Regions from separate parts of the Mus musculus genome. Here regions 2, 3, 4, 5, 6 and 7 are each linked to region 1. The links are chromatin loops, found by intact Hi-C in ENCODE. Cell type or tissue: left cerebral cortex. All regions are shown on one strand. Links, peaks and the distances in the headings refer to the core of each region. The heading gives the core; the rest is flanking DNA. Region 1 has its middle 91 kb from the start of Gm15942. Region 2 has its middle 21 kb from the start of Gm24833. Region 3 has its middle 26 kb from the start of Gm15942. Region 4 has its middle 13 kb from the start of Gm15942. Region 5 has its middle 7.3 kb from the start of Gm24833. Region 6 holds the start of Ncald (neurocalcin delta). Region 7 has its middle 36 kb from the start of Gm15942.

What was found. A loop is a pair of places that touch in the nucleus more often than their neighbours do. Peaks named below come from ENCODE experiments on the same cell type or tissue, not always from the same donor. Only the 100,000 strongest peaks of a DNase experiment are listed, where the experiment ranks them.
Region 2: it touches region 1 in a loop (2.4-fold over the local background); 3 of 42 quality-filtered maps call a loop at or near these places.
Region 3: a loop joins it to region 1, with 3 times the contacts of the local background. A loop is called at or near these places in 11 of 42 quality-filtered maps.
Region 4: a loop joins it to region 1, with 2.7 times the contacts of the local background. A loop is called at or near these places in 9 of 42 quality-filtered maps.
Region 5: a loop joins it to region 1, with 5 times the contacts of the local background. A loop is called at or near these places in 2 of 42 quality-filtered maps.
Region 6: a loop joins it to region 1, with 4 times the contacts of the local background. A loop is called at or near these places in 7 of 42 quality-filtered maps.
Region 7: a loop joins it to region 1, with 4 times the contacts of the local background. A loop is called at or near these places in 11 of 42 quality-filtered maps.

The regions. Positions count from the first base shown.
Region 1 is chr15:37,789,508-37,793,819 of GRCm38, forward strand. It overlaps a transcript of Ncald not described here. Among named protein-coding and RNA genes, the nearest start is that of Gm15942, 91 kb to the left of the region's middle. In left cerebral cortex, for the core only: a CTCF peak has its summit at 2,466; DNase peaks (open chromatin) are centred at 790, 1,864, 2,294, 2,737 and 1 more place; H3K4me3 peaks cover 1,931 bases; H3K27ac peaks cover 2,528 bases.
Region 2 is chr15:37,580,228-37,584,539 of GRCm38, forward strand. It overlaps a transcript of Ncald not described here. Among named protein-coding and RNA genes, the nearest start is that of Gm24833, 21 kb to the right of the region's middle. In left cerebral cortex, for the core only: a CTCF peak has its summit at 2,389 (motif pointing right); no DNase peak of the experiment used is centred there.
Region 3 is chr15:37,724,529-37,728,840 of GRCm38, forward strand. It overlaps a transcript of Ncald not described here. Among named protein-coding and RNA genes, the nearest start is that of Gm15942, 26 kb to the left of the region's middle. In left cerebral cortex, for the core only: a CTCF peak has its summit at 1,983; DNase peaks (open chromatin) are centred at 903, 1,042, 2,102, 2,453 and 1 more place; H3K27ac peaks cover 3,894 bases.
Region 4 is chr15:37,711,673-37,715,984 of GRCm38, forward strand. It overlaps a transcript of Ncald not described here. Among named protein-coding and RNA genes, the nearest start is that of Gm15942, 13 kb to the left of the region's middle. In left cerebral cortex, for the core only: no CTCF peak of the experiment used is centred there; a DNase peak (open chromatin) is centred at 2,572.
Region 5 is chr15:37,608,634-37,612,945 of GRCm38, forward strand. It overlaps a transcript of Ncald not described here. Among named protein-coding and RNA genes, the nearest start is that of Gm24833, 7.3 kb to the left of the region's middle. In left cerebral cortex, for the core only: no CTCF peak of the experiment used is centred there; DNase peaks (open chromatin) are centred at 1,818 and 2,486; H3K27ac peaks cover 1,819 bases.
Region 6 is chr15:37,456,099-37,460,410 of GRCm38, forward strand. It overlaps Ncald (neurocalcin delta), which reads right to left and starts at 3,284. Exons shown (of 4, transcript NM_001170868.1): 1 at 3,119-3,284. In left cerebral cortex, for the core only: no CTCF peak of the experiment used is centred there; DNase peaks (open chromatin) are centred at 596, 1,699, 2,236, 2,467 and 4 more places; H3K4me3 peaks cover 3,708 bases; H3K27ac peaks cover 3,165 bases.
Region 7 is chr15:37,734,173-37,738,484 of GRCm38, forward strand. It overlaps a transcript of Ncald not described here. Among named protein-coding and RNA genes, the nearest start is that of Gm15942, 36 kb to the left of the region's middle. In left cerebral cortex, for the core only: a CTCF peak has its summit at 2,414; DNase peaks (open chromatin) are centred at 255, 697 and 2,281; H3K4me3 peaks cover 140 bases; H3K27ac peaks cover 736 bases.

The sequences.
Region 1 (4,312 bases), core at 182-4,181:
CCCAAGGAAGGGCCAGAGAGTCAGGCTGGCCCTGACCTTTCTTATCCCCTGAACTTGATAGGTATTCTTCCACCCTGTAGCCAAGCTTGAGGAAAAGCTAAGGGAAGAGGAGTTAGGATTTTCTCCACTGCTCATCTGCCTCTAACAACTGGAAGAGTGCATCTGAGCTTGGACCAGTAGCTCTTATCTATGAACCCAGAGTGTACTATATGGGAGCAGGGGTCTGCAGCTTAGCCTCAGCTACAGAGCAGGCTGGGGCTAGGGCTGCTTAAGATCCTGTCTCAAAAATATTGGGAGAAAAAGGACAGGTGTGAAAACTAAGGTGAAATGCCCGGCTTGCGACTCCCCCGCACTCTCTGATGCTTTTCTTATAATGAATTAAGGACAAAGACTTGCTTGGTCCTCCTTATACTCTCCGTGTTCAATTCTGGCTTGAGAGAAAGCGACTAGATTTTGCTTAACTTATTCATTCAGTGAATACCTGGCTAAACCCCAAATCTCTTTTCCCAGTCCTAGCAGGAAGATTCATCCATAGGTCACTATGCAGGGTGATTCTGTGCCTGTGTACCTATGCCTAGGATGCTACAGCAGCGTGAAAAGGAACAGCCACCTGGAAGGGCAGTATCCAGCGCCTGCTGACTGCAGTGGGTAGCATCTGGATAGGAAGTAGATACAAGAGTTGACAGGAAGGAGGGGGCTGACAGGTGCTCCTGCTAATGGGGGTGGGGTGCTGCCTGAGAAAGGCTTGGTGAGATTAGGACAGCGTTGCATGTGTTCTTGAAGTCTGGGTTTTATCTGGAAAGCTTCTGACAAGCCTTCAAAGGAAGTCAGCCAGAGGGACTAGCTTAGATTTTTGTTTTCAGAATGATTGTCCACAGGATGTAGAATGAACTGGAACAAGAAGGTTTTGATTGGGAGCGGTAAGCCAGCTGGAATGTAACCGCAGCAATTCAGGCAAGAAGGAAATCAATCAACAACCACAAAAATAGGAAAGGGTCACATTCACTTGGTTCTACCTATACCCAGCTTGATGGATCTGAGGGCCACATCCAATTTGTGTAGCATCCCTGAGGTAAGTTTGATACCTACCAGCAGCATCCTTCTCGCTCCAGGAACCACAGGAGAGGTGAAGGCGGCCAGCTCATAAGAGCTGTTCTGATCTGAGCCAGAACTCAAATATAACATCTGGCTGCAAAACCCTTGCTGGGTATGTCCACAGCTGTGTTGGCTTGCGTATCTGGATATTGAGTTACAGCTTCTCTACCCCACCCCACTACACTACACTCCGCGTCTGTGTGCGTCCCTCCCCCTCTCACCTTTCTCTCCACCACATATGCCCCTCCTTTGCAGTCCCTGGCATCATTGCCTTGGGCATGAAACTCAAGCATCTCCCAGTTGGAGTAAAAAACTTCACAAGCCTTGCCAATTCGGCCTAACCAAACTCGGCCAGCAACCCAGCTCCCGGTTAACACAGTGCCCTATGACTGTTCTTTTCAATTAGTCAGAATCAGGAAAACTTTGAGCAAAGGCTTCTGTGGTTTCCTTCTCAGAGAGCTGAATTTGGCACCTCGGCTTCTGTGTTTCATACTAGTCCACTGAAGACTTGAACCTGCATCTTCAGTTGGGGGGCTGTCCTTTAGGAACACAGGCAGACTAGCCTGCAGCCTCGGACAGATTCACCCGCAGGAAGAGCATATGAAGTCTTCCTCCATCCTCCCCACCTCCTCAATCCGCCCCCTTCTCTGCACGAAAGTTACAGAAAGCATTTGCAGCGAGAAACTTGTGTATTGTTTCCTGCGGACAGGGAGACCTCCTGCCCCTCCCGGGCTGATACAACCCACTTTGCACATCCTGCTTCTCCGAAGCTAAAAATAAATCCGGTATGCACTGAAAACTCTCCACGTCTCCCTAGCACACACTTCCCCCGCCCCGCGAGGTTCCAGACACGAGAATCTTTCTCTTTAAAACGCAGCGGATTTCTGCCGCAGGTTCCAGCAGCACCTTCGGCGGCCCTTAGCCCCCTCCCCAGCCACCCACCTCCCCCACGGGCTTCCTGCAGCTTTTCACTGTGGACTCTGCAGGCCCGGGCCGGTACCGACGTCCCTGACCCGGGGAGAGCATGCTCCGGACATTCCCCGACCGCCAGGCTCGCCGACGCCCCCTTTCGAGCTAGCGCGCCTCGCCGGGTCCCTAGCAAAGTTGCTGTCTCCTCTCTAGCCACCAGCCTGGGGCGTATCGGTTTAAAGCTTGTTGGTCCCTGCAAGGCGCCGGCGTGGGGTTGTGGGGGAGGGCAGGGAAATTGACAAGGTGGGTGGCACTGGGGAGGAGCTGCAAGGACCGGGTTCTGGGGGGCCCCGCGATCCCCGCCATCCTGGGCTCGCGCCTCACCGAGAGCTCTTCTCCCCCTGCCGCCGCTCCCGGCTCGGGTCCCGCTGCTAACCCGCCCAGCTGCGGCTCCCGCTCCCTGCTAGAGGAGGGAAGGCGCTGCGACTCACCGCCAGGGCCGCTCCCAGCGTCTGTGTCGCCGCGGGCGAGGCGGCGGCGCCTTTCCTCCTCCCGCCTCCCCCTGGACAGCTCGCCGCAGCCGCGCCCCCCTCCCCAGCCTCGCTCGCTGACCGCTCCCCACCGTGGACGTGGCCTCTCCGTGCGATGTGGCTCGGCTGCTTCTGTCGGGGTGAGGGGACCAGCCGAAGCTGGGATGCACAGGTGCAGGGGCAGCCCCGCCTTGTACTGCTGCAGCCGCTGGCCTCAGCCGGGTTCCCTCGGATCCTAGCCCACCGCAAGCTTCAGCCAAGCAGTGCCCAGTGGGTGTTATCTGTGTGCTGTTAACGTCAGATTCAACTTAGAATTATTCCCCATGCTTTCATTGCGAGACCTGGCGTTCCTGTCACCTCTCAGTTATTCAAGGGATCCTCGAGAGCCTTTTAAAAAGCACCCCCCAATCCCACCCCGCAAAAAACCCTCTCTTGCACCAATAGGTCTACGATGAGGTGGGAAGCCTCCTCTTTTTTACTGGCCTATTCTCTTCTCAGCGCTTTCTGTCAAGGGATGGCTTAGCAAGGACTCGCTCAGGAAAGATGGACAGCAAAGGGGCGTGTTTCTTACACTATTCCTCCCTGCAGAATGTCACCAAACTCTGTCCCTGGTGAAGATAGTGAGAAGCAAATGTCTTGTCAATGCAATCATCCAGTGTTTATCAGGTGTCTTCTTGCTGTGTTGGCCACTCATGACCTCGGAAAAGCCACTTTAACTTTTTTTGTTGGTTAACCCAGGTGACGTTTCATCAATTAAAAAAAAAAAACAAAACAAAACAAAAAAACCAAAATCCTTCTTATTTAAAAATAACAAAGCAGTAAAGAAACGGTGCTTGGGTCATGCGTGTTAGCAAGATTCCTGGCCTTGCGTGTTGGCAAGATTCCTTCATAAGATGATCAGAGAAATGGCATTACCAGCCGAGGAGATAACTCCAGCAAAGTACTCGCTAGACAAGCATGGCCACCTCAGAGATCCACCACCAGAACCTATGTAAAACTGCCTGGTGAGGTGGTATGGGTTTGTTAACACCAGAGCTGGGAGGTAGAGACAGGCACCTTCCTGGGGCTCCCTGACCAGCTAACCCCACCAGGCGAATGAGAGACCCTGTCTCAAAACAGCCAGGTGCACAGTGACTGATGAAAGAGACTCAGGGGTGACCTCTAGCTCCCCTCACCACACCCACAGCCCCGCCCCCGTCCCGTCCCCGCCCCCCCCCCCCCCCCCAAGCGCGCAGAGACAGAGACTTTTAGATCCTTGCAGTCGCTTATGCCAAAGGGTTCATCTAACTGAAATCACTCTTCCCTAGGTCTAATTTGACTGAAGAGCAAATTGAAATTCAGAATTTTGCCTAAAGTAGATTCAAAGATTAGCCCAGCATTTTAGGCAAGCTCTGGAGTTACCTGGGGAGTTATGTCTTTGTTTGTTTATGTATTTAAGCGCTAGCCCCGGACCCTCTCCCGAGGGATTCAGACTTGTAGCTCAGGGGTGTGACCTAACAAGGATCTGTTTTACAAAAGCCCCCAGAGAGTCTGTGGTACATATGGTATTGGAAGTTACCATAGGTTTAGCCTGAGACAACTCCAAAACACAGTTTTGAGGCCAGAAAAGATCTCAGCTGCTATTGCAAACTCAAAGGTCCCTAGAGATGAACGTAGGTGACGAATCAGTGACCTATTGTGGGTTTACAGAGGCAAATGGGAATGGGGGATTGCTGTGATCTCAGTGCCTCCTCCCACATTCCATACCAACCACAGTTGCGCAGTGTGGCAGTTTGGGA
Region 2 (4,312 bases), core at 110-4,109, 210 kb before region 1:
AAAGACGCCTTTATTTAATTCCTACAAAGAAAACAACTCCAAAGGAAGGAAGGAAAATTTGACCTTTCTGTGATAAATGAGTTATTTCGTCAATAGCTCTGTTCCTCTGAACAACAGCTCTTTAAAGCCCTTGGCATAAGAGAAGCCAACACCTACAGCCTGAGGCTTACTGTGAATGAGTGAGGAAAACTATGGGGGGAGGGGAGGGTGTGGAATGGAGAAAAGGGAGTCCGGAAGCACTGAAAACCCTGCTCCCTGCAGGTGTCTTAACTGAGTGAGCACATTGTGGCTCCCGTTCGCCTCAGCTTAGCCACCCTTGGCCAACCCTTCAAGGCAACTGCAGAGCTGACCTCTTGTTTATGTCTCATCATAGGCTCCGTGATCGTGTTACCCAAACCCACCCACAGATGCTGGCAGAGCCCTAAGTTCAACGCAGGCAAGCAGCTGCTGGGCAGGTGCACTTCTGATGCCTAAATACGAAGTAGGGATTCTGAGATGATTTGACTTTATAAGGAGCCACCAAACCAAGAGGAGAGAAACAAACAAATGAGATGCTAAATATGCAGGTGGTGGTTACAGTAATCAGTGGACAGCATAGTAACACCACATTTTTGGAAGTGATGTTTTATAAGGACTCAGAATTCATAATAAGGAGTCTGCAAAAATGACTTTCTAATACATACAAAAGTCAAAACTTTATAAACATTATGCATACAACTTCAATGGGATCATTCTATTTATTAGTTGCCAGTGAACAGAAGTTTAAAATGAAAGTATAAAAACACCAAGTAGCCTTAAAATGAATAACCGTGAAAAGCTAGCAATGCTATTCTATTATCTGAACTTTGATGAAGTGAGCTTTTAAAATTCACAAACATGGTTGCCATGGAGTCAAGAGCATATTTATGTGCAAATTTATGTGCTTTTAAAAAAAAGGCTAGTCAGAGAAATATTGATATATTTAAGAACTATCTCTATATATTTGTTCTGACTCCTCACTCTTCTTATAACACCAACCCTCATCTGGTAACTTTGAGGAGCGTTGTAAGACGTTGGTGACTTTTCTGTGTTGTGGGGGTGGAGTAAAACCCATTTGTTTACCTCTAGCCACAATCTGCTGGAAAGCAGGCAGTGAGCACATCCCATGCACTCTGCCTTTTGTAAGTTTGTCCGTCCATGGTGGAGATCCCAACATTCCACGACTCATAGCCTGGACATGTAATTCTCATATGACAATGTGCGTACACACCCTCAGGTGGTTCCCACTGATCCACACCAGTGTGATCCTTGCCTGTGAAGTGCAAGGTTGAGCCAGTCATTTACCTTCAGCCAACTATGGCATCTCCAACTGGATGGATACCTCCCTAACTGCTTGGCAAGAATCCAACTTAGCAGGCTACAGCATTCGCTGTCTTCTGCTAAATTTGAGACAATGAGCTGTCCTGTGGAGACAGGGCTATGAAATGCCACATATCAAAGAGTACTAGGTGGTTCCTAGATGAGAATCTGTCCAGGTGGCAGTCACAAAGAAAGTGGGAGACTTGGTACTTTAAGTCCTGTATTTGAGGTAGTTTTTTATGTAGCAATAGACAGCACAAAACTCATGGGTTTTGTTATAGTTTGGATCTGGAATGTCCCACAGGTTCATGTTCTGAGCAGTAGGCCCTCACTTGTGGCATTGTTTGAAGGCTGTAGGGGTCTTTAAGAGGTAAGGCCTCCCTGACAGATTTAGGTCAATCAGGACAGGTCCTTGGCAATTACACCGTGGTTCCAGCTAGCTTTCTGTGCTACACAATCGGTAGCAGGTAACTACTGTCCCCCCCACACACCCCCATTCCTGCCTCCACAGATGGAGCCACTTTGCAATGATTTTCCTGATAAGCTAGACTGCTATCTCTCTGAATCCAAGAGCCTTAAGAAACATCTCCTCTCTTTAGTTTTTCTGTCAGGTGTCTGCCACTGTGATGTAGAAGAAACACATCGAATTCCAGTTCTCATTGCACTCAATCAATTATGTTTTGCCTTTGAGAATTATTTTTGTTCTCTTTTTTTCTAATTGTTGTTGTTTGCTTGTTTGTAATTTTGTTTTCCAGATGGGTCCTCCTGCAGCCAGACAGATCCTGAGCTCAAGATCCTCCTGGCTTAGCCTCCTGAGTACTGAGATTACAGATCTGCACCACCACACCCAGCTTGCTCGTCCTTCCCAGGAGGACAAGAATGCAGCAGAGTGCTTTATAAATGTATATAGTGCATTTCGTTTTAAAGTTCATCGATGAATATCCTCCTCTAGGTAGGAGTCTTGACACACAAATGAATTACACGCCAAAGTGATTTTTTTAAAAAAGATTTTATTTATTTTATTTCCATGAGTACACGGTTGCTGTCTTCAGACACACCAGAAGAGGGCATTGGATCCCATTATAGGTCCTGTCCACGTTCTGGTTCTGTCCCAGAGTCAACCCGGAATATTACATGACATTCAGTCACAATGTTGACTTAGGCTTCTGCCTGAAACAATTCCTTATACGTCACTTGCTTTTTATCACACTGATGATTTTAAAGAGTGCTGGCCAAATAATTAGAATAGGCAAATACTAGAATCTGTTTTATATTTTCTTCATGTTTGGTGTCAGGAAACATGACAAGAAGAAAAACCACAAAGGTAAAGAAAGTGCCCTTCTCGCATAGATCAGATTCCTCTTAGTAACATGGCAGGTCATTGGGACATGAACCTCAGTTCCCTGGGGAGGTGAGACAGAGAGAGCTTGCCTGGCAGGGATGAAGCTCTGGTCTCAGTTCTACAGAGCAGACAACACTCCTATCTCCAGTAGCATTTGTCAGGCTCTACCATAGTTTTTCACCCTTCCCATTCTGCACTCGATGGAAGAAAATCATTGTGTAGCCTGTGCTTTGCCTCCTGTCTGTGAACCAGCTGGGATCCTTCTTCTGCAAGGGTTGGGGGGCGGGAGCAAGGGCTCCATCGCTTATGTATTTATCTACCCAATCTTTCACATGAGTGTAGTTCTGTTTCATTCACTCTAGGTTATAGTTCAATGTTATTTTATTTATTGTGCAGAGCTCTGGCAAATGGGTCCCACATTTGTGTGTGTGTGGGGGGGGGGGGGGGAGTGAGATGCTTCTCTTTGTCTTTTTTGTTTTTCTCTTTCTGGTGCTGCTGGATACTCCTAGCTCATCTTGCATATTTCCTGCCCTTGTCCTAACCAACCCTTTCTCCAAGAAACCTGACTTTTAATGCAAAACAGAAACCAGGGTCCGAGCAGCAGTGTGCACCTTGTTACAAGGGTGTCAATGCTTCCAAAATAAACCAGTGCTTCAATCTCCTCATAGGAGCAACAGATATAACTATATTCATTAATTTTTCTGGACATGGTAGCTCAAACCCATAATCCCAGCACTTAATAGGTAAAGACAAAAGAATTTCTGTGAGTTCAGTGCTAGCTGAGCTGCATATGGAGTCTGGAGTCAGCCTAAGATGTGGAGTAAGACTTCATCTTAAAAAAAAAAGAAAAAGAAAACAGAGAACACACAGGCACACGCACACACACTACAAGCATTTTTAGAAAGAGATTACTATGCACCTGAACTTGCTAGAGTACTTTGCACAAATAGAAGCTTAGTTAATTATTGTAATGGTATTGTATCACCAAGCAAGCCAGTACTATTAGATCCATTTTAAGAATGAGAAAATCAAGTTACAGAGAGGAGCCGGCATATGCACATCCACTAAGTAGGAGAGCCAGGGAGAGCACTCGAGCATCTAGATTCAGATTTGGCACCTCCCCCACTCTTTCTCATTGCCTCTCCGTACGGGTCAGAGGGCTCAATGACCTGCTATCTCAAACTGCTGAATCAATTAATCCTTCTGTACATCCTTAAGGCATACATGTACCCAGTAAGTGCCAGACTCTGCTGTAATGTCTGCCTGGCACCCCTGAAATACCTCTTGGCCTATGAGATCCAACTTAACATGGCAGAGGAGGTTGCTGAGTGTGCCCTAAGAGATAATCTGAGCTCTGTTTATCTTATCTCTGTCCATTTATCAGTTCTGTTGATTTTAAAGGGACGGCTTAGTGTCTCTCTTAAACATAAAACCCCCATTTCTTATGCTGCACTGATAACATATTTGAACAAAATGATTCCTGTGAAAGCCATTGAACGAAACCCACGTTCCCAAGTGGAGCTAAGAGAAGTCTAAATGCTCACTTACTTTATGGCTGTCACTTTCAGGTGGCTCCACGAGACCAAATTTGAAGTGACCTGAAGGAAACATACAACATAACAGAAGTGAGTG
Region 3 (4,312 bases), core at 67-4,066, 65 kb before region 1:
TAACTCTTTCCCTGCCATTCTGCAGCCCCAGAATCTCCCCACTGCCAGGGATCAAGGTATAGCCACAGGAGGTCGCTTTCAGAATCCTCAAAACAGAGCCAAGTGCAAGTGCTACCATGTGCAGTCCTGCTCAGTAAACCTGGTCACTCTAGTACACAATGGAGTTGCCATTTTGTACACTGAAAACACAACAAAGGTGTTTCTCGAATATACTGGTAACAATATCGATAATAGTGGCAAACACCGGTGTGCCGCTATGCACGAGGCAGTGTTCTGGGGACAGACAAGTGTTAGCTTACTAGATCCTCCCAAAGGCCCTTACTGTTTTCTGCCCAATTTCCTATGTGAAGAACGAATAGAGAGATGCTAAGTAGCTTGTCCTGTTTGCTGGTAAGCAGCAGGGGGTGGGAGGGAGAAATTAAAGCCCATGAGATCCACCAATAGTTCCTGCTTCTATCCAATCCTTGTCCTGCCTTCCACATGACAAGGACATGCCAGACCAAGGTCACCACAGGCCCTGGAGAACAGAGTCCCCGCTTTTAACCCCCACATCACCTTATGGGAAGGGAGATGATCATCAGACGGCTCTCAAGGGACACAGTTCATTCCATTCTTTCCTTGTTACCAAGGGACCTAGAAAGCCATGAAGATAAAAGCAACGACAGTATGTATTTTACTTATTTTTAGACAGAGACTCCCTGGGTGCCCTGGCTAGCCCGTAACTTGTTATTTACAGGTTGGCCTCAGACTCACAGAGATCTACCTGCCTCTGGCTAGCCTGTAACTTGTCATTTACAAGCTGGCCTCAGACCCACAGAGATGGACCTGCCCCTGCTTTGCTTTCCTTATGTTTGATGTAAAGACGCTCGTTACGACACTCAGCTTCATGGTGTGCTTTGCAGATACTGTGCGAGCACACCTCAGGTGTCCATCCAGACTTGGACCCACTAGCTGGAACTATTAACTAAGTTCACTCAGAAAGATGTCATAAAGCCCTTCCTCTTGCCACATCCGAGATGCTGCTGGAAGGTTTTTCATATGTAACATGAGAATCTTTACTGCATTTATGCTCATTTCTAAAAATAGGCCTAAAGCATCCTCCAAGAAGAGAATGGGCATGTGAGTTTAAGGGAGAAAGAGCCTCACAGCTGATACTACAGCGTCACTTAGATTGATATATAGAGATATGTATAGTTCACATAGATGCTGTAACCAATTAGTATAGAAATTAAGTCAAAAGCACTTTGTACAAATCAATGAATAGATGTTTTTAGCTTAGTCTTAAGGAGCCTCAACTTAGCAAAGATGGCCTGCGTGGGGGAAAAAAAAAAAGAATAAAGACTTATTTTAAATTTTAGTTTTCTCCAGAAATAAAGTATTCAAATTAAAAACAGATGGAAGTGTCTTATTTCTTTATCCTTCCTCGAAATACCAGAAAGATTTCATACTTTAGGACTCATGAATTGCAATCCAGATACCTACACAGCAACTCAAGCCTTCAGAAGCATGCACAGAGAGAGAGAGAGAGAGAGAGAGAGAGAGAGAGAGAGAGAGAGAGAGAGAAATACAGAGAGAGACAGAGAGAGACAGAGATGGGGGAGGGACAGGGACAGGGACAGAGAGAACACGTGCATGAAAGCATACACGGACCCTTTAGTCAGATACCTGCTTTAGTTGTCTATAGTAACTAAACCAGTGTTCTCATACTGACGTACCTACAGCAGGCTAGAGCAATGGTTCAGCATTTGAGAGCACTGGCTGTTTTCCCAGAGAACCAGGATTTGATTCCCAGCACTGACACAGAAACTCACATCTCAAGTTCCAAGATATTTGATGCCGAATTTTGGCTTTCACAGGCCCCAGGCACATACATGGTACATGGAGATACATGCAAGGAAAACATCCATACGTACACTTAAAATAAAATTAAAACAAAATTAAATATCCAAGAATTTCATACCAGCCAGCAATGCAAAGACCTTCAGATGAGGGGCGCTCTTGCAGAGGGCCTAGCACCAACTGCTTGCCTAGTGAGGCCTATACTTTATTGGATGGAGTTTTTCCTCAGCTAATTTCCTTCTGTGCTCACACCCTCTGTCTTCCAGCTAGTATTCCTGGAGAGGCCAGCACAGCTCCTGTCTGAGGGGATTCTGTAGAGTCCTGCCTGACTGATTATCACAACAGATAACTCACACCCTGGCCAACAGCTAAGAAACCTCAAGGTGTAGGCTAGAAGCAAACCCATACCAACAAAATAAGAAAACTAAAGCGCAGAGGGGCTTCGAGGTCTGCGGAGGGAGCGGGGAGAAGAGGAAAGAAACAGTTGGAGAGATGTTCTCTGTGCTCAAAATAGAAATGCTGAGCACATGCAGCAGATTTCCATCTGCTAATCTGGAAAGTCACACTGCTTGGTCCTGATTCAATCAGCGAGGCTTCCTTCTCATATCCGCCAACGTGTTTCCACTGTCCCACACGCAGACAACACCTCCCATGAAGGTGCTTGGCCATTCGCTCAGGGGTGGAGCTGTAGCAACCTGCCCCCTGCCCAAACTACAGGCTCATTCCCAAGAGACTCTCTGCAAACCTTCCCAGAGGATATTCCTATGTTTTCAAAGCTTAAAAATAAAACCTAGACTCATATTGCCTTCAAAACGCATTCAAAGAGTAGGCAAGCTCTGTTTGGAATTCAGCTTTTTTTATCTCACTGTCTGAATCTTCTCTTCCAATCTTGTTCCCAATTTCAAACTCCCCTGGGGCTCTAGAGGCTACCTATGATAGGCACCAAGATTATAAATTATAAATCCATTGCCTTTCTTCAAAGAAAACAAAGCCAGCCATTTCCCATAACACCACATTTCCAAGCAGAGAGGGCTGGTGGCTTTTGGAGATTTTAATGTTTTATACTGATATATAATTTCAAAAGTATATGTGACTCCAAGTTATTCTTGGAAGAAAAGTCTTTAGAACACTCTGGGGTTCTTTGGCCTGTTGGGTTTCAGCTTTGTGGATCTGCACAAGGTCAGGACAGTGAACCAGTTTTCTTTATTCTCCTTCTTGGCTACCACCGATAAACACTGAAGTGACCCATAGAGACTCAGGTAAAAGACAAAACAGTCACAGGGTTGTCACAATCGTTCATTTTGATTTGTTTTGAACCAGGGCCCCACTAGGTAGCCCTGGTTAGCCTGGAATTTGCTTTGTCACCCAGGCTGGTCTTGAACTCACTGCCTCTACCTCCCAAATGCTGGGATTAAAAGCTGGACCTCAAGATGGCTCACTGCCTCACTTCTCCAATATGTAATTGAATACTGAATACCTGAGTTCTGGCTTTTTGTGATCTTTATTTCAATTCCTACACAGGTCTCAAACTCTCGAGCCTCGGATCCCCTGCTTTTACCTCACTGAGTGCTGGAATTATAGGTATACATCACCATGTCTAGTGTTTATGCTGTGATGGGGTTCAAACCCAGCTTATAGTGCATGTTAGGGAAGCACTCCTCCTGCTAAGCCATGCCCCAGTCCTTCTTAGGACAGCTTCAATTTATCACTGCATCCTTGTTCTGCCAGTGATGTGGCACCAGGACAAGACACCTAATGTAAGGGACCAAGCTTTCCCCCTGTAGGGCTTAGGGCATAACATGGACAACCATTTATTACACAAATAGCTCTTCCGTTATTATCCCTGCCATTTATTTAAAAAAGAGGTACATTTACTTTGAAAATTTCCCTTAAAGGGGGGAAAGGAGCATCAGGGCAAAGTTCACATGGCCTGTGGTGCATCCAAATAAGACGGCCTCATCTAAGGCCCTGCAAGCACCCAACACAAAACATGCCCATCTGTGTTCAAGCAAAATCACAACGTACAGGCTCACAGAAAGAGGGCATCTGTGCCCCAGCTCTTCAAGGATGCAGTTGGATGGCTGGATGCTGGTTCTTAATGTTATCTTTCCAAGACTCTGTCACCTTTTCAACTCTCCAAGCTCTGCCCACCTCCATAGACTGGACACTAATCCCAATAAGATCATTTCTATTCCTTCTATCTGTGTCTATTTAAATTGATTACAGTTTTAAAAGAAGATTTCCAAAGACAGAAATATTTCCATTTTGAGAAATCAAAAGACAAAATCAAGTTATCCACTTGACCCATCAAGCCACCCCAGTTAGAGTCATTCCAACTGTTGCCTGGTCCTCGCCTCAGGGAGAAGAGGGCCCACAACTCCCACCGACACTGCTAAAGGCTTGCCACCCGTGGCAAGAGATCAAACTCAAAGCAGCTATCACTAGGAGGAGATGCTGCTCAAGGGCTGTCCTC
Region 4 (4,312 bases), core at 240-4,239, 78 kb before region 1:
CCACCATGGTGCAACAGTCCTGTCTTTCTATTGCTTTGGAGAGTATTGACTAATTCACACTCCCCATGATAGTCCACAAGAAAAAAATGGAAGGAAGTATTGCAATTCTCCAAGTACTGAAGAGTTATACACAGGAGCTTTTCGCATGTCTGTTTTGAGGAAAGATTTTACAACCACTCTAGGATGCAGTCTGCCACTCTCTAAGGAAGCTGAAAGTACCCTCACCTGTTAACTAGCTTGGGATGTGGACTGACGACTGACGGGCTGTCGAGCAAGACCCACTGCTGTAGGGCTGGATGAGCATGCTGTGTGCTGGCAAGCATGGCACTTAGCTAGATAGCTACTAAACTAGCTCTGCCCATTCAAAAGGATGGACCACATAAACCACCTGCTCTTAAGGACACAGCACCCCACTGTGTGGAATTCCATGATAGACAGCAAATAGAAGAAAACCAAGCTAAAATCCACCAGTGTCCTTGCCTGTCTTCTTATTCCCCAGTGAGCGTTTGTGGAGGCATGTTATGGTTAGAGCATGACCTTGCACAACTCTGTAGCTGTAGAGCAAAGCTAGAATTTTAGACTCTGACACCAGGAGTATGGGTTTCCAGCAAACACCCAGAGTGCAGAATGCTACATTCTTACTTCTTTTCAATAGAGGTTCATGTAATGAAGAACATGCATCCTTGGAAGGTAAGATGTCAGTTCAACAGACATATGTTTAAAGCTTTAACAATTATTACTTTCAGATTCGATAATTCCACATTTTTAAAAAGTACTCAAAATCATAAATAATATCATAAGAAGCGTAGAAGGAGAGCCAGGCATGGTAGTGCACGCCTTTAATCCCAGCACTTAGGAGGCAGAGACAGGCAGATTTCTGAGTTCGAGGCCAGCCTGGTCTACAGAGTGAGTTCCAGGACAGCCAGGGCTACACAGAGAAACCCTGTCTCGAAAAATCCAGAAGTGTAGAAGGATTTAACTGCATTTTCTCAAATTTTGAAAGAGAATTCGTGCTCTAAGTATTTTAGTAAGAACAACTGGAGTTCTTGAGAAATGAAAGTGTGATTGCTACACAAGCGTTAAGATGCTGAGATCATAGCCCAGCACACATATAAAAGGAAGGGCATGCATATACACACACACACACAGACACATACACATGCACACACACAGACACACACACCCAGACACACATACCCATGCATACACACATGCATGCACACACATACAGACACACACACACACCCATGCACACACACAAATACATACACAAACACACACAGTCCCAGCGTGTGGGGTAGTGAGCTGTGCACAGGCAGCCTGGCTCCCAGTCCAGCACAGGCTTTGAACCCCAGAGACCTGGCAGGTGACTATTGCCTTCAAGGAACAGCCAGGTGTTTGGCCATGCCCCTTGGGCCCCTGGCTCCTGTTGCAGACACAGCCTCCCACAGTCCCCCTCAGGGATGTGCGTGGCCATCAGTCATGTAGGCAATGCCCCAAGCTCCTTGTATTCTGTCTGGACTCCACCCCCACAGTTACCTATCAGGTATGCTCCTCCCCAAAATTACCTGGCAACAGCCAGGTAGGCCTAGCCTAATATAGAAGGGGCTGATTGCCCCTCCTCTCTCTCTTACTCTCTTACTCTTGCCTCTCGCTCCCTTGCCCCCCCCCACACACTTCCTCCCCTCTATGGCCAGCCTCTACTCCCTACTTTCTCCCTCTCTCTTCCTTTCTAAAATAAATGCCTTAAAACCATGGACTACCTCTTCTCATTGGTATCCACGGTGCTGGAGCAATGGAGCAGGTGTTCCCCTAACCTGCCGAACTGCACATCTAACCTCCCGAGGGAGGCCTCCCTGCGTTCCCAGACAGGGCTTCCTCCAAACCAAGCTAGCTGAGCAAGACAAGGACTCTCCTCCCTGTGAACCCAGCCAGAGCTCTCCCCCCTGCCCTTTTTCCTTCGGCCCAGGAACAGAGCCTGCCTGCCGGCCCACACTCTGGCATCCGCAGTGTCCAGGAACTAGAACCTGCCATCCCCAGCCTCTGTGCAGGCCTGGGGACCCCGAGCCAATTCCAACAGTTCTGTGGGGACTTCAGACTATGCCTTCCCACCCCTGTAGTGGGGGTCCTGCAGCATCTCACAGCCCTGGGGGTGCCAGTCACACTTCCCTCATCCCACCTCGCCCAGCAGCCGGAGCCTCAAGGGACTCAGGACACCATTTCTAACCCACACCAATGCTGTGGGGAAGGAGGGCAGAGACAAGATCACTGGAGTAAACTGGCCACTAGCAAAACTGAAACCCTGTCTCAAAGGTGTAAAAACCGAAAAGGAGGACACATAGTTTCTCCTCTGGACTCTGAGGGCACACTGGGACATACACTTGCAGCTGGTTGCTTGTGTGTGCACTTTCTTGCACGGTGGGGCAGGCAATAGGAATTCCATTTCTTTGCTATGTCTTTGAGGAACTTGAACAGTAAGCAATGGTAAGTCAGAACTCTCAGGCTGACCCTTGAATACCTTAATCTTCAGGAAATCCACTACCTTCTTTGAGTGCTGCCCTCATATTTATGAGCAGGGGTGGAGGGGGGAGATAGCAGATGTCTCCCTCCATGTTTGTTACAAAGTCGGGTACACCTATATTTCACATTTTAAAAATGCGGTAAATGTGCTTATGAAAGAATCTATGTGTGACTGTGGAAATGAGTGGCAAACACCCCCTGATCTCCATGAATCTTCTGTGGAGCTGTTCAGTTACACTGAGCAGTCTGGGCTGCCCCATGGATGTGAGCCTTCTGTCTCCAGCCCAAGCTCTTTAGGCTCAGGAAAAATGCCCTGAGCTATGCCTCTTCTTGTCTCCTGTCTCTTCTCCCCTCCCCTCCTCTTCCCCCCTCTCCACTCCACTCTCCTCCTCTCCCCTTCTTAATAATGGTCTCAGTCTCACTTAGGGTCTGTTCCTCTGTCCTGCTCTGTAACTACTAGGGCTTGAAGACTTTGGAGACAGGAGGCTGACGCTGTACACCGGCCATGTTCAGGAGCACAAAGGTTCTTCCACCAGCTTGTGTTTGCAGGTCCCTTTCTGCACCTGATGGGATGGGCACAGCTCAGTGAGATGAGTGTGGTTCCCATGGAGCAACACTTGGTGTGGCTTCTTCAACAGTAAAGCAGGACTTACACTGTTGGCTACTCATGATTGGAAACACCACCCCAAGCGACTAATCTTCATAGGGAACATTGGGACATTAAAGGGTAGACTCTGGGTTTGCACACTGCCTGCCTCCAATCTGTCCTCTTTCTCAGCTGCAGGACATTCCCTGGCCACTCTTGGGTGACAGTTCATGGGTAAGTATGTGCCTGTGCACTTCACTTCTACAGTAGCCCATGTTGCTATGATATGGAGCAAGACTATATCTTATCTTAGTTTTCTGTTTTAAGAGTCTGTTCTTCCAGATGGCCAGATGTCTATGCCCCCCCCCCCCGTTCATTTGACAAATGTAGTAAGAATTCCCTGGAAACTGGGAATAAAATGGGGAGAATAAACAGACAAGACTTTATCCCTGGACAGCCAATGGAGGATAGAGGCATCCATCAAGTGAATACAAAATTGCAGCTGTGAGCAGCTACATAGGCGCCCTGGGAAGCACTCGCCCTCAAGAAGAATGGCAATGGAGCAAACCCTTCCAGAGGTGGCCTCTCAGAATGAGGCTTCAGTGAGCAGCCACAGCTATCCAGGGTCCCCTAGAAGAGAATCACCCACAAAATGGTTCTCAGGGGCAAAGGAGATGCTCACCATCTTCACAGTGGGGACACAGTAGCACAGGGCGATGGGCTGAGGGAGAAGCTTTACACAAAGGAGAAGCTCACCATCTTCACAGTGGGGACACAGAAGCACAGGAAGATGTGGCTGAGGGAGAAGCTTTACACAAAGTCTTGCTCAGAGTTAGCCCTCCCTACCTATTAACTGTAACTAAGCAACTGTTGACAGAGCGAGCAGTAATCTGCTGCAAGTAGGAGGAGAGAAAGAAAGGACTCTCCGTGCCAGCTCTAGAGCCCTGAGTCTCAGAGGACAGAAGAGTCCCCCTCTCCAAAGCCTGGAGAAAGGGACCTGCAAACACAAGCTGGTGGAAGAACCTTTGAAGCTAGTACGTGTCCCTGGGCACCAACTTCTCCTTCCAAAGCAAACACAGCAAAGACAGAATTGGTGTAATATAGCTGCCATCCCAGCATTTGGAACGTGGAGGTAGAGGGGAGCTGCACAGTGAGTTCAAGGCCAGCCTGGGCTACAAGAGACCCTGTCTCAAAATGAAGAACATA
Region 5 (4,312 bases), core at 255-4,254, 180 kb before region 1:
GCGAGGCAGACCAGATCTGAGCCCATGGCCAGGAGCCAAGCACAGCTAATGTGCAGGCTCATAAGCCAGATGCAAGCACCTGTAGCTGTCATCTGCCCCTGAAATTCTGTGGGATTTGTTCCACAGCATGGTTGGCAGGATTGAAAATATGGACCTAGAAATAGAATGTGGCTGTAATGAAAACAATAATATATGCTATTGACATTGGGAACAGGTGGCAATAGATCATAAATATAGTGTTCTGCAGTATACATTTCTATGCTAAAATATAAGGAATAAAATAGAATACAAGATTATAACCCATGTTGACACCTACTCCCCCCCCCCAACGGAATCATTGTTATTGATAGAAACCTGAGAGAATTTTAATCTTCTGCATGTACCTAAAGCTTTGAGAAAGAAGGCCTGGAGAAAAAATATTTACAGAGCATGCTAGATAATTTTACATCAACCAGACACAAGCTACAGTCATCAGAGAGGATGAAACCTCAATTAAGAAAATGCCTCCATAAGATCAGCCTGTAGACAAGCCTGTGGGATATTTTCTTAATTAGTGATTGATGTGGGAGGATCCAGCTCATCGTGAGTGATGCCATTCCTGGGCTGGTGGTCCTGGGCTCTATAAGAAAGCAGGCTGAACAAGCCATGATGAGCAAACCAGTAAGCAGCATCCCTCCATGGCCTCTGCATCAGCTCCTGCTTGGCTTGAGTTCCTATCCTGACTTCCTTCAGTGATAAACAGTGACATGAAAGTATAAACTGAATAAACCCTTTCCTCCCCAAGTTGTCTTAGTCATGATGGGTCATCCCAGCCATAGAAAGCCTAACTAAGACACAGGGTGACTCGAGTGGGCTCAGCAGTCTCAGGCCAAGGCAGTAAGGAGCTTACAAGTACAGAAGAACGGGGAGAGGCCCTGCTCCATAGGCGTGTGGAAAAGCCATACCACCCTGGCCTCTGTGTAAGCCTGAGCCATGGCTCTTTCTTCCTATGTCCATCAGTGGCAGCTTTGACTTTTCCCGGCTTGGTTTGTGGCATCTGTGTTTGAAAGGCTCTTGAGGCTGCCTCCGGAGCCTCCTGGAACTAGTGCCTCAGATAATTTCTCAGGGCCCAGCACTCACCTGCTGTTTAATTAATCAATTAATTAATGGTCCTAAACAAGTCATTTCAGCCCACAGACTTGCATTCCCTTGACAAATGTCTCTACAATGGCTATTTGTCCTAACTCTCAAACTACGGAAGCATGAGAACTCCTTAAGTTCAGAGTGTGGAGCCCCAGGTCAGGCCACAGGAACTGCTGGCAAAGTGTAGACTGTACAGGAGTGAGGAGAGGGGTTACCTGGTGTGGGTAGTGTGTTTAAAGACTTATTTCTAGCCATGAAGAGAACTTTAGTTGGTCATCCCATCTAAAAAAGAAGACATTTCTCTTTAGACCATCCCCAGGAAGTAAGAACAGGGCTCATGGTACATCATGAGCCAGTTATACCTAACATGTGAGAGCCCCCTTCCCCAAAACTAGATGAAGAATGGAGAAATGCCTCTCTAGCTGAATGTATGTATGCATGTATGTATGTATGTATGTATGTATGTATGTATGTATAGGGCAGTTGACTTCTCACTGGCTCACCCATAATGCACCCTGCTGCCAGGGTGTCAGATCCAAGTTTATCCCTGGAAGATGCTGGCCAGGAGTGCAAGTGGAAGCTCGGAGGAAGCCCCATATGGCTGCTCATTCTGAGGCAAGCGAGAACATTCCTGTCCATATGAAGAATGTAAATGTCAGAGATGCAGAGCTGCCAGTCCATCAGATGAAGTCGCTAACAATTCACATCTTCCTAGGCTTCTGCCTCAGCCTAGACCAGCTGGAACTCCAGCAGGCTTATAAAACACCTCTCCGCCAGCCATGGACCATGCTTTCTGATTCCAACACACCCTCTCCATATGCACTGGCTTGCTGAACCACATTCCCTTCTCTTCCCTAGTTTCCCTGGCTACAAACACCAGGCAAAGCCAAGGGGGCAATGGCAATTAGATACAGCACAACCCTCAATGAATAAAAACATGTCTAACTCGGAACCTGCCTGCTTCCCATTGCTCATCATCTCTGAGCACAGCTGCAGAGCACACGAGTGACCTGGGGCTCATGCAAGGCAGGTCTCATCAGCCTCCAGCACAAGACTACATAGGCAAACCCCATATCTAACACAGCATGGGTGGAGAGAGGGCAAAGGGAATAGATGGGAGAGATTTGATATGAATAGTGTGACCAGACAGATGTAGGGGTGGATAGCACTGAAAAGTACGTTGAGTTGATTCTCTCCAGGGTGGTAACATAGCAAAGAACTTGATCAGATTAGAATAGAGCCCTCTATGTGGCTTGTTGATTGCCTGTGTGGGCAACTACACCTGCAGAGCTGGCTAGAGGCCGACAGCCACAGGATGCTTCCTTTCCTAACCCACACCTTCTCCTTCCCACAGTTCCCTTCTGTCTCCTGCATGTTTGGAGGAATGTGGGTGGGTGTGTATCCTGGGTACCTGGGAAGGAGCCCAACTTTCTCTTAGTAAGACTTCTGCCACTGGATTGGATGCAATGTCCTCACTATGTATAATGTTGCTGTAGGGACAACCACACGTTCACATTTGAAAGAGGCACACTTTGCTTCCAAACTGAGTAGTTGGGACAGAAGGTCATCCTGTATTGCCTAACTCCTCTGTCCCAGATGAACAACAGTCATTTCTGGTATGAGTCTTCATGTGGCCACCTCTGTGGCCAACTCTTCCCAATTTAATGCTCACTGTGGAAAGCAAGAGATTGCCACAGTCTCAATGAAGTCTTTGGGATGTAAGTCAAGTGATAGATGATGGTTATTGGGACTATTTGTTATGAAAGGTCCTTCCCAATCATGTTTAGACACCTGGTCTCTGCCTGGCATTGAGATAGTCATTAACTGTCCCCAGGAAGTAAGAGCAGGGCCCATGGTGTATCATAAACCAGTTAGAAAATACATGTGACAACCTGCCACAGACTGGATGAATAACAAAGAAATAGCTCTCTAGCTGGGCCAAGGGAGTATTTATAGGACAGTTGACCTCTCACTGGCTTACCCATAATGCATTAACAAATGACAAGTCCAATAAGGATACCCCAGTACCCATCCCATTCCCACCATGAGACTCTTGAGAGACCACTGGGCAGCACACTGGCATGTCTTCCCTCCCACTCTCCAGAGTCCTCTCTTACTTTTCCTTAACTAATCCAGCTTCACTCTGCCTTATCTTCCCTTATTCTTCTTGAGCATGAGATAACAAACTTAGAATGTGTCTTGGGTGACCAGCTTTTATTGGGTGACCATTGGTTCAGCACCCTAACTTCACAAGTTAAGTTCATCAAGAGCTGAGCCCATTTGCAAAAACTCCCATCAAGGAACTAGGGCCTAGTTGAAGGAAGGTCACTGGAAACTTACCTTAGAAGGTTGTATTGTGTTGCCAGTTCTCTTGTCTATCTCTCTTCTCTTCCCCCAGTCCATACCCCTTCCTTGTTGGTCATTAAGTGATTTCCTCTACCACATGTTTCTGACTCCATGATATCTTGTCCAGGTACCCAGAACCGAACTACCATGAACTGACCTCTCTCTAATGTCCCTGCTCTCCTAGTTGTTCATCAGGTATCAGGTCACAGCACAGAATAATTAAAGGATTCTGACCTTATGCTAGCCATCTTTGTAAGCATTGCTGACCTCCATCTGGAGAAATGTAGAGCCAGCCACTCGGTGACTTGTAAAACAACATGGCTATAAAACAATCACTATAGCCTTCTCAAGGCTGAGAAAAGGAGGCGTCAGGATGGCTCAGCAGATGAGGATGCCTGCTGCCAAGCTTGATGACCTGAGTTTGGTCCCTGGGACCTACATATTGGGGGAGAGAACTAATGGTTTTGAATTGTTCTCTGGCTGTCACATATACACTACAGCATGCGTGCTTACACACACACACACACAGATGTAATTTTTAAAAAGTTATAAAGAACTGAGAAAAATAGCTCAGTGGTAGAACACTGTCCAGCATGTATGAGGATCTGGCTCAGTGTCCAGCACTGGGAAAACAGTAAAGCAAGCTAAGAAGAGCTTGGTAAAGGACCAGGAATTTCAATATGAAGTACTGGGCTGAGGCTTCTGTCGTAGAAACATTTGTAAAAACCCAGGCTCAGCCCTGAGCTTTACTTATGAGAAGTGCTTGGTAAAAACACTCTGTTCTCAATGAACAGAAAGGGAAATAAGATGTGGTGTTGCTCAGCAGCCAAACAGACTTCATAGA
Region 6 (4,312 bases), core at 105-4,104, 330 kb before region 1:
TCCTTCTTGGCCTTAGCTATGTCTTGCATCCAGTTTGGCTCTTCTGGGAAGTGTCTGCTTTTCCCAGCATGCTTCATGAAAGCACCGTCCACTTATCTTCCCTGTGTGGATAAAGGTCTCTTTGTAAACAGCTATGGTCCTCTGTGGCACACGGTTTGAACTTGAGTGACCTGTCAATAGTGTTTTCCTCATAACCCATATCTACCCAGGTAAGAGTTCCTTGTGCAGGTAACAGAAGACGAGTTAAGGGTGGCGGTGGTGGGGTATTAAAGGTAAATTGCAGATTTAGCAGCTGAGGGATCTTGCCATCCCCGTCTGCACCAGTATTTAGAGTGTACTGTGAAGTTCTCAGGGTCCAAGAATAAAATCAGATGCTGTGGAACTGAAATAAGGTTATGGACTTTGTCCAGGGGGTTCTATGTCCTTTGGCCCCACAAGCTCACATATTAGTTACCTCCAGAGCAGACAGAATCCAGAAGAACCCCAAGAACTTGGGTGGTTAAATAATGTCATCTTTATTTCCACCAACCCCAAACTGAAATTTAGTATTTCTTTCCACTAAAATGTGGGTCACAAACCACAGTGCCAGGGATGTTGCCAAGACAAATCGCAGATATTTGCATTTCATATTGCAATTCTTAGACTAACTCTATTTCAAAGCAGCCTTCACGCGAAGCACTGCCTCATTACTGTGGTAGCTATTGCACCTGCTGGTAGGGTATATGACTTAATAACATATGAACAAAGCAATTATCCTGTCATAATGAAAAGATAGTATATTTTATTTTTTATTATTTTGTATGTTTTGAAATTATTCTATAATAACTTTATCCCTCCCATTTTCTTTGCTCCCTCCAATACCTTCTGAATCTCCCCCCTTCCCCTGCCCCTCTCCCCTCCCTGCTTTCTTTCAAACTCATGGCCTCTTTTTCTTTTTCTTTTTTTAAAGACACATTTTCATGAAAAGTAGTTTCCTTTGCAACACAGCATACTTTGTTTTATGCACTTCAGATATCATTCTGGAAAAGAGTCCACAGGTAGCACCAGACGGCCAGACGTGCTCGTGGCACTGAAAGGGTTAAGGCTTCCTGAAACTAGACCCAGAGCCTTTAATAATTCAGCAGCCAGGTTTCTAGAGTCAATCATTCCATGCTGGCATCTTCTGAGGCTGAAGCACTCTTGACCTTGATAGCAGGCAGCACAGACTCGCTGCTGCAGGGGGATGCTCCTCAGCCCCCTTTCCTTATTTAAAAAAAAAAAACAAAACAAAAACAAAAAACCAAACCCTTGGCTCGAGGCTTTGAAAGTTCTTATTTTCATCAGGGAGGCTCTTTTCCCAACTTTTTATCACCGACATTTTGCCACTAACACCGACTCTCTCTCTCTCACAGTTTTGATTGTTGGAATCCAGTCTCATGCATGAGGGCATGAGGATGTCGTACATAATCATCTTGTGAATTTAAAACCAGGGAGAGAACCAAGAAAAAGAGTGAAGATAACAGTCGACACAAGAAAAGTTAAAGCACCAAGTGTATACCACGAGAGATGCCTTTAAATGACAGTGCTAGCTGGTCCCCCCATTCTCAATTGAAATGTCACACACCAGTTGACTCATGAAAGTGGTAGCGTCTGGGTTACAAGAACATGAGGTCAGTTAAATGACTGGAAGACGTCTTAGTAAATACATGTATGTACAAGCACATCAGACAGTGGACAGTCCTAACGGAAGCTCTGATCAAAAGGTCCATTCACTGAAAGCTGCTTGGAAAATAATTGATTCAAGCAGTTATTCATTTACTGCTGCGGCTACAGGCTCTCAGAATTCTCACCCAACGAGAGCAAAATGTAGAACCCACAATTCTGAGCCTAGTAACAGAAGCAAAAAACAATGTATTCTTTCACCAAACTAAAATATAACTATATCGTCAACCTACTGTCCAAACAATGTATTATTTCTCCAAACTAAAATATAACTATATCATCAACCTACTGACTGCATATATCGAGTGGAGCCAGTCTATCTATGCTCCTTCAAATGCTGGTTCTATTTCAGATGGCTGTCTAAAATACGCCTCGTTTCTGTTAAATCTGTAAGATCTAGAAACCTGTTTATCCATCTAGGCTTCTGTTTGCTTCAGAACCTGAGGTTTCCTTGAAACTTGGAGCTGCAGAAGGAGCTAGCAGAACCACAGCAATGCACACACAACAGCCGGAGCAATCCTTGCTCATCAGTTACCAAATCACTCACACAAGACCTGGAGCAAATTTTTATCGAGCATCCTCAATCTACATTTCAGTTAGGGAAGACCTCACATCAATGCATATTTAGTTCCAGGCTAGTTTCTTCTCAAGATAATTACTTTTAAGAATAAAGATCAGAACCAGCTTACAGGACTCCTTAGAAAAGGCCAGTCAGTCCCTCCTCTTCACCAGGGTTTTCAGAGAGAGCGAGCCACAAAATAGCACTTCACAGTAACACCCACAAAACAACCACACGCACACACATAAAGGTTCCACCCCGACTTCCTTGGCATATTGCAGATTCTTTTCTCTAAACAGGAAGCTGTTGACAGTTCCCCTCTTATTTACAGAGTACCAAAAGCCCCCTTTACAATAATAACCACAACTTTCAAAGTCTAGAGTCTTTTCTCACGGTTCCCATTGTTGCTAATTATACATGCTGCAAATGAGGTAGAAACCAAATTCCAGACTGCTGTGGGCTGACGCAGAATCAGCAGCAGCAACAAGGAAAAGTTAGCTGCTCCCTCCAAGGCGGTGCTGGAGTTACCAGACCCCAAACAACACTGAAGGAGGGATTCCTAGAATTCAAGGGAGCAAATTTGGCTCACGCTGCAAAATGAGAATTTCTAAATAATGTATGTTAGCAAGCATTGCGCAAGAAAGATTACATTTTAACCTACTTCATGGAACACTAATCCAAATTTAACCAAGTTCCAGAGACTGCCTGAAATTCGTGACTGGAAGCTGCTTCACATTCTTTGGCTCCGTTCGTCAGTAACTGCTCTTGAAGGCAAAGTTGTAGGAGGTTAAGAGGGGAGGGAAAACCATCAGGGGCTGTGAAACCACGTAACTCCTGTGTATAAAGCAAACCGATTACCTCACGCTGAAGAAGTGGGGGTTTAGTAGTCCATGCTCCTGCAGCCCCTGGGAAGCAACAACCACAGCTGTAGGGACAGCAACAGCGGCGGCGGCGGCAGCAGCAGCAGCAAGGTCCAGCATCCACCAGATTCTCACAAGCCTTTGACTGTGCGGACTCAGCCACAGACTCTGCCTCTGGCTGACGTCAAAGTCCCTGTCACATGGCCAGATAAAAGCCAAGAGAGCATTGGTTGTCGTAGCAACCACAGACTGGCTCTGAAATTATTTCAATAGGTCATCTGTCACTGATGTGTGTGCTCGTGTGTGTGCATATCTGTGTGTGCATGTATGTATACACATGGATTGCAAAACCATTGTGAACAGTGCCCGGCAGATAATTTCAACCCTCAAAGTTGTGACTCACGAGTGCCTGCAACTTTCATCATTAAAGCCTGCTTGTCCTTTCTCTGGTTGCCAGAAAATGCATGCTGTGACCCTTAGTCTTACTATCACAGCACAGAGCCCCTCCCCCTCCAGTCAAAAAAAGAAGCTGAAAACATTCATGAGGTGGTTTTCTTAGTGAATTAAATTCCCCTCTAAATAAACTGAGAGAAAACAGCTTTCAAGAGATTGTTGGTGGAAAAACTGTATATTCTTGAAACTGAATCCTCATCGGTGTCCCGAGAGCATGCCGATGAAAGATGGTGTGGCTGAAGGAGCCTGACAGGAAGGAAGCATGCTGCAAAAAGCAGGGTAGATAAAGCCAAGTCGCATGCCACCTAAGATTCCTTGCAAAAATGATGACCAGAACACTTCCACAAGGGCACAACTTTAGAAGGACCTGGAGATGATGAGAAAAGGGGCCAGACCCCTCCGCAGGTCCCACACTCTACCCTCCCACGATTCTCTGGTCCATAACGGACTGAGGGAGTTTCATGTTGAGTGACTGGTTCGGCATCCCACAGATGGAATCTCCCTACCACAGAGGAGTCAACAGTGCAGCCCACCTGTTCCCAAATTACAGCTTCATTGCCTTCAGGGACACGTTAGCTGATCTTTAGCTCTGTGTGAGTGCTTATGACCCAGTTCGTTCTCATTCTTAATTAACAGGAAGCCAATTAAACAAAATTGAGTAAAACCCATAGGAAGGCATTATGAAAAACCCATTTAGAAAATGTGGACTCATTCAAAAAACAAAGGAGCTGAAAGGTGG
Region 7 (4,312 bases), core at 139-4,138, 55 kb before region 1:
AAGAAAACGGATCACTGCAACCAAATGCTGAAATCCAACCCACCACTATTCCCGAATCCAACCCACATCCACCCCTCTCCCCCAGCCCTGGAGTCCTCTGTAACTTACGGTTGCCGGTCGCTACCCCAGCTTCAAGAACTTCAGAACCCAAAGGTTCCTACTTACTGGAAAAAAGACCACCAACCACCCACGCAGGGCTACATTCCCCTCCTCAATACGATTTATTCACAAACTCTGAGTGCATAATAGAAATCTAAAAATAACACTGCGTGGTAGAATCTAAGGCCGAGCGCCAAGATTTTCCCAGGGCTTCACTCCAGCAATATTGAAATTGCAGGGGTGGTTTGGCGGGGTTTCTTGGTGGTGGTTATTTTGTTTGTTTGTTTGTTTTATTTTGTTTTTTTCCCTACACCAACAGAAGCTTGGGGAGTTGGGTTTGAAGTCAGTGCAGTCTAAGGATCTGTGCTATGGGAATTACAGTCAGTGCTGGTTTGAAGGTCTCAAACTGCTAGGAAAAGTGTCTGGAAAAAAATAATGATAGTACAGTGAATGCCAACATCACACTGAGAGCCACAAGCTGAGCCATGAGTCCAGATGTAACAACTCAAAATAAAGAAATAAAGAAATAAAAATAAATAACCAGTTTCGAGCAGTATTCGGTTCCCTGGTTGGTTTACTGATTGGACTGCAATTAAGCTGCAATTTAACTCCGTCACTTTCCCTGTCATCATCCACAGCCAATGCCGGTGCCAATGGTTTCCACGTTGAGAGTGTCATGCTGGAAGTTAGCCCCAAGTCTGTCCCCTCAAGTAGCTTACATTCTGAAGGGAGAAAAGAAATGCACAGAAACCATGAAACGTGGTGGGAAAGGGAGAAATTGATGCTGGAAGGAGAACAAGTTGTGTTTCTAGCAAACCTAAAGGAGTCTACCTTTAAATGATCTAAGACATGGAGTCTACCTTTAAATGATCTAAGACATGAGTTAGGAAGGGAAGTGAGACAGGGTTGCTATGTCAAAATGTGTCATCTCTACATGCTGGCAATCAGGAAAAAAAATATTAAATTACAATACACAATGGTTTTTTTCTTTTAAATAAAAAATCTAAGACAGGCATCAGAAAAGATGTCTCAGTGCTTACAGCGACTGCCATGAAAGACTGAGTTCCAGAGTACTGGTCCCCAGAACCCAGGTAAGAACTGGATGGGTGTGGAGGAGGCAGAGACGTGGAGTCCCAGAGCAAGCTGGCTGGCTAGATTGATAGAACAGCAAGCTCCGGGTTCAGTGAGCACGGGTCCCTGCACACACACGGGAATACATGCACACCTACAGCTTACACACTTCAAAAATCAAATATGTAGGACTACAGCTAACAAACTATACTGCCTGAACTTCTATACTGCCTACTAACAATAGTGATGTGCTAATTAAAACACACACACACACACACACACACACGAAAATGGATAATACTCTGGGCATGTGAATTACTAAGATATCAGTTCTCTCAATTTGACCAAGTCATTCAACTAAGACTGGTTCAAAATTGCAGCAGACTCTTCTTTGCAATACTGTACATATTTGGTCCAATGAAGGGAGAGAAATCAATAAACATTACATACTGGGTGACCCTGGACAGAGGAAAGAGGTTTTGTTCTAGAAAGAGAAGGACATTTAAGTCAGACTGCCAAGAGAAACACATCAGGTTTATACACACAAAAGTTTCTGCCATTGAACCATTTTTCAACTTCCTTTAAAAAAAAAAAGATAGTTTTATATGATTCAGCCTAATTAAACTAAAATAAAAAATAAATGCCAAGGATAGTTCTGTAGGTCACTCTTCTGTTTAGAGAGAAGAAAGGTTAGCAAAATTGCAAGCAGGAGAAAGAAGGAAAGAAAAAAGGAAGGAAGGGAGGGAGGGAGGGAGGGAGGGAGGGAGGCAGGGAGGGAGGGAGGGAGGGAGGGAGAAAGAGAGGAAGAAATCACAGAACTATAATCCATTTAAGAAGCATTGTGAATTTGGGGAACTGATTAATTAAATGATTAATTAATTAAATGATTAATTAATTAAATGATTAATTAATTTGGGGAACACCTTAATTAAAACCTGTCTAGTTAAAAACTTCTTCCCAGGGCAAGAGAATCATCAGTTTACAGAAGACATGCAAGCCCAAGGGCCTGGGGAGAAGTGCTCAGCCTCACAGCCATCCCTGGCATAAGCAGGAAGGCCTACGATGTGATTCCAAAGACTCTTTAAATCCTAGTGCATGTCTCTAGAGAGTGAGAAAACACTCACACATTCCTTCCTTCCCAGAATACACAGTGCACAGTTTCTGGAGAGCAACCCGTCTTCATGTGGAAGATTCTGCATAGCCTTCAAATTTTGTGACTCAATAATTTCACCACTAGGAGTTTCTCCTAGGATTTTATTATGTAAATAATAAAGAAAAAGGAATCAGAAAGACAAATGCAAAGGATATTTAGTGCAAAATATATTTATAGATACTTTTATATAGAGATATAGATATTGATAGATATAGATATGGCATTGAAATAATCAAAATACCCAACAATGAGAACCTTAGAATGTTATAATTTACTTTAAAATCCATATATTAAATATATAGATAGAATATTATAGAATATATGCATTCTTTTAGAAAATAAATAGATTCTAGATATATAGAGACTATATTTTTTTAAAGAAATGTACCAAATGATAGGATTACATTTAATATCTTTCTCTTCGTACTTTCAGGGTTCTCACTCTTTTTTTTTTTTCTTTTTAGAATAGCATGGGCGAACTAAATTTTAAACTGGCTGTATTTTTTTTTCCAAATCTCTCTCTACCCATTAGGCAGCATTCAAATTAAGCCAAAGAGTGATGGGTGCTTTGCCCACACTTTCCTTGACAGCAGTAAGCAAAGCAGACTTTACCCTAATGCAAAGGACACTGATGGCCAGGAACCTTTCCTAGCGCATCTGAGGCCTTTACGTCCATCCCTGGGCAGAATCCCAGGACTATTTGTAGCTGTATAAAAGGCAGTTGGGCAATACAGTTGTATAACATTCATTCGGCTACCTCGTTCCACTGTCATTTTCCACCATATGCATACTCTGCCTCACCCAGGTGGCATCAGTGCTATGATGGGCACTTGGAGGATCTGGATATGAAGCTATTGAGTTTGAGAGTTTACAGGACAGAGTGATGAAGTTTGTAATCCTTCCTAATGGTAGTTAACGGGGGCTCTCCCCAGGTAGAGAGGGCCACAAGGCTATTCCCCTCATCTTCCATGGAGACTCGCCTGGAGTTAGTTACCATTGGTGCCAAGCCAGGATCAGTAGTTACAAGCATAAGACCAACCTGAGGATCCCACACTGGAAGAGCAAGGCACAGCAGGGGAACAGTGAGATTTGAAATATGTGTGCTCAGAAACTGGTCTATGCAAACCACCTCTTAGCCATGGCCCACGTGACAGAAGGCAACGTCCTCACTGTTGTCTGGTCTCCAGTTTCCAGAGCTGGGGAATCTCATGCTAAGGGTTGAGTGGAAGTAGGTGGAGGAAACAGCCCAAAGTACAGCCTGCTGTCTGCTGGCTCCGGCACTGTCACAATTCGCCTCTTTGGGAAAATTCAATAGTAAAGTTTTCTACATTGTTAACACATCTTGGAAGCTCATGACCCTGATGTAACAAGTGACACTGAACCCCTAGAAACAGCATCTCAGGAAGTAAGTTCATGGCCAACTGACTGTTCTACAACCATTTCACAACCATTTCGTGGGTCAGCTTCCTAGTGAGGAAGCCCTTATTTTGCAGGGTGCTTGTTGCTCACATATATACACGTGCAAGCATACACACACATGCACACAAGCACACTGTACACACCTCTTCCTGTGAAGAACTTGAAGCTTATGGGAAATACGTGGTGGAACAAATGAAAATGGGAACTTTAAATCAGTTTTAGGTATGCCGCTACCGTCAGGCCATCTGTGAAGCATGGCCACGGTGTGACCTCCTTCCTATGTGGCAGCGTTATAGGAAGGCTGTGTGACTGTGATAGGCAGCCTATTTTGGATGAATGGGGCTTGTTCTGGTGACCCAGTAGAAAACTCTACAAGGAAAGGCGAGGCATGTTCCCAGAATCAGGTGCCTGAAACCACAGAGCCCCCCAACTCCATAATTCTGTGACTATCAGTCACGCAGACAATGTCCCAAGCTTCTGGCATTCTTGTTAGACTCCACCCCCACAGTTACCTGACTATAGCCAGGTATGCTCCTGATAGCCCACTATAAGAGGGGCTGCTTGGCCCCT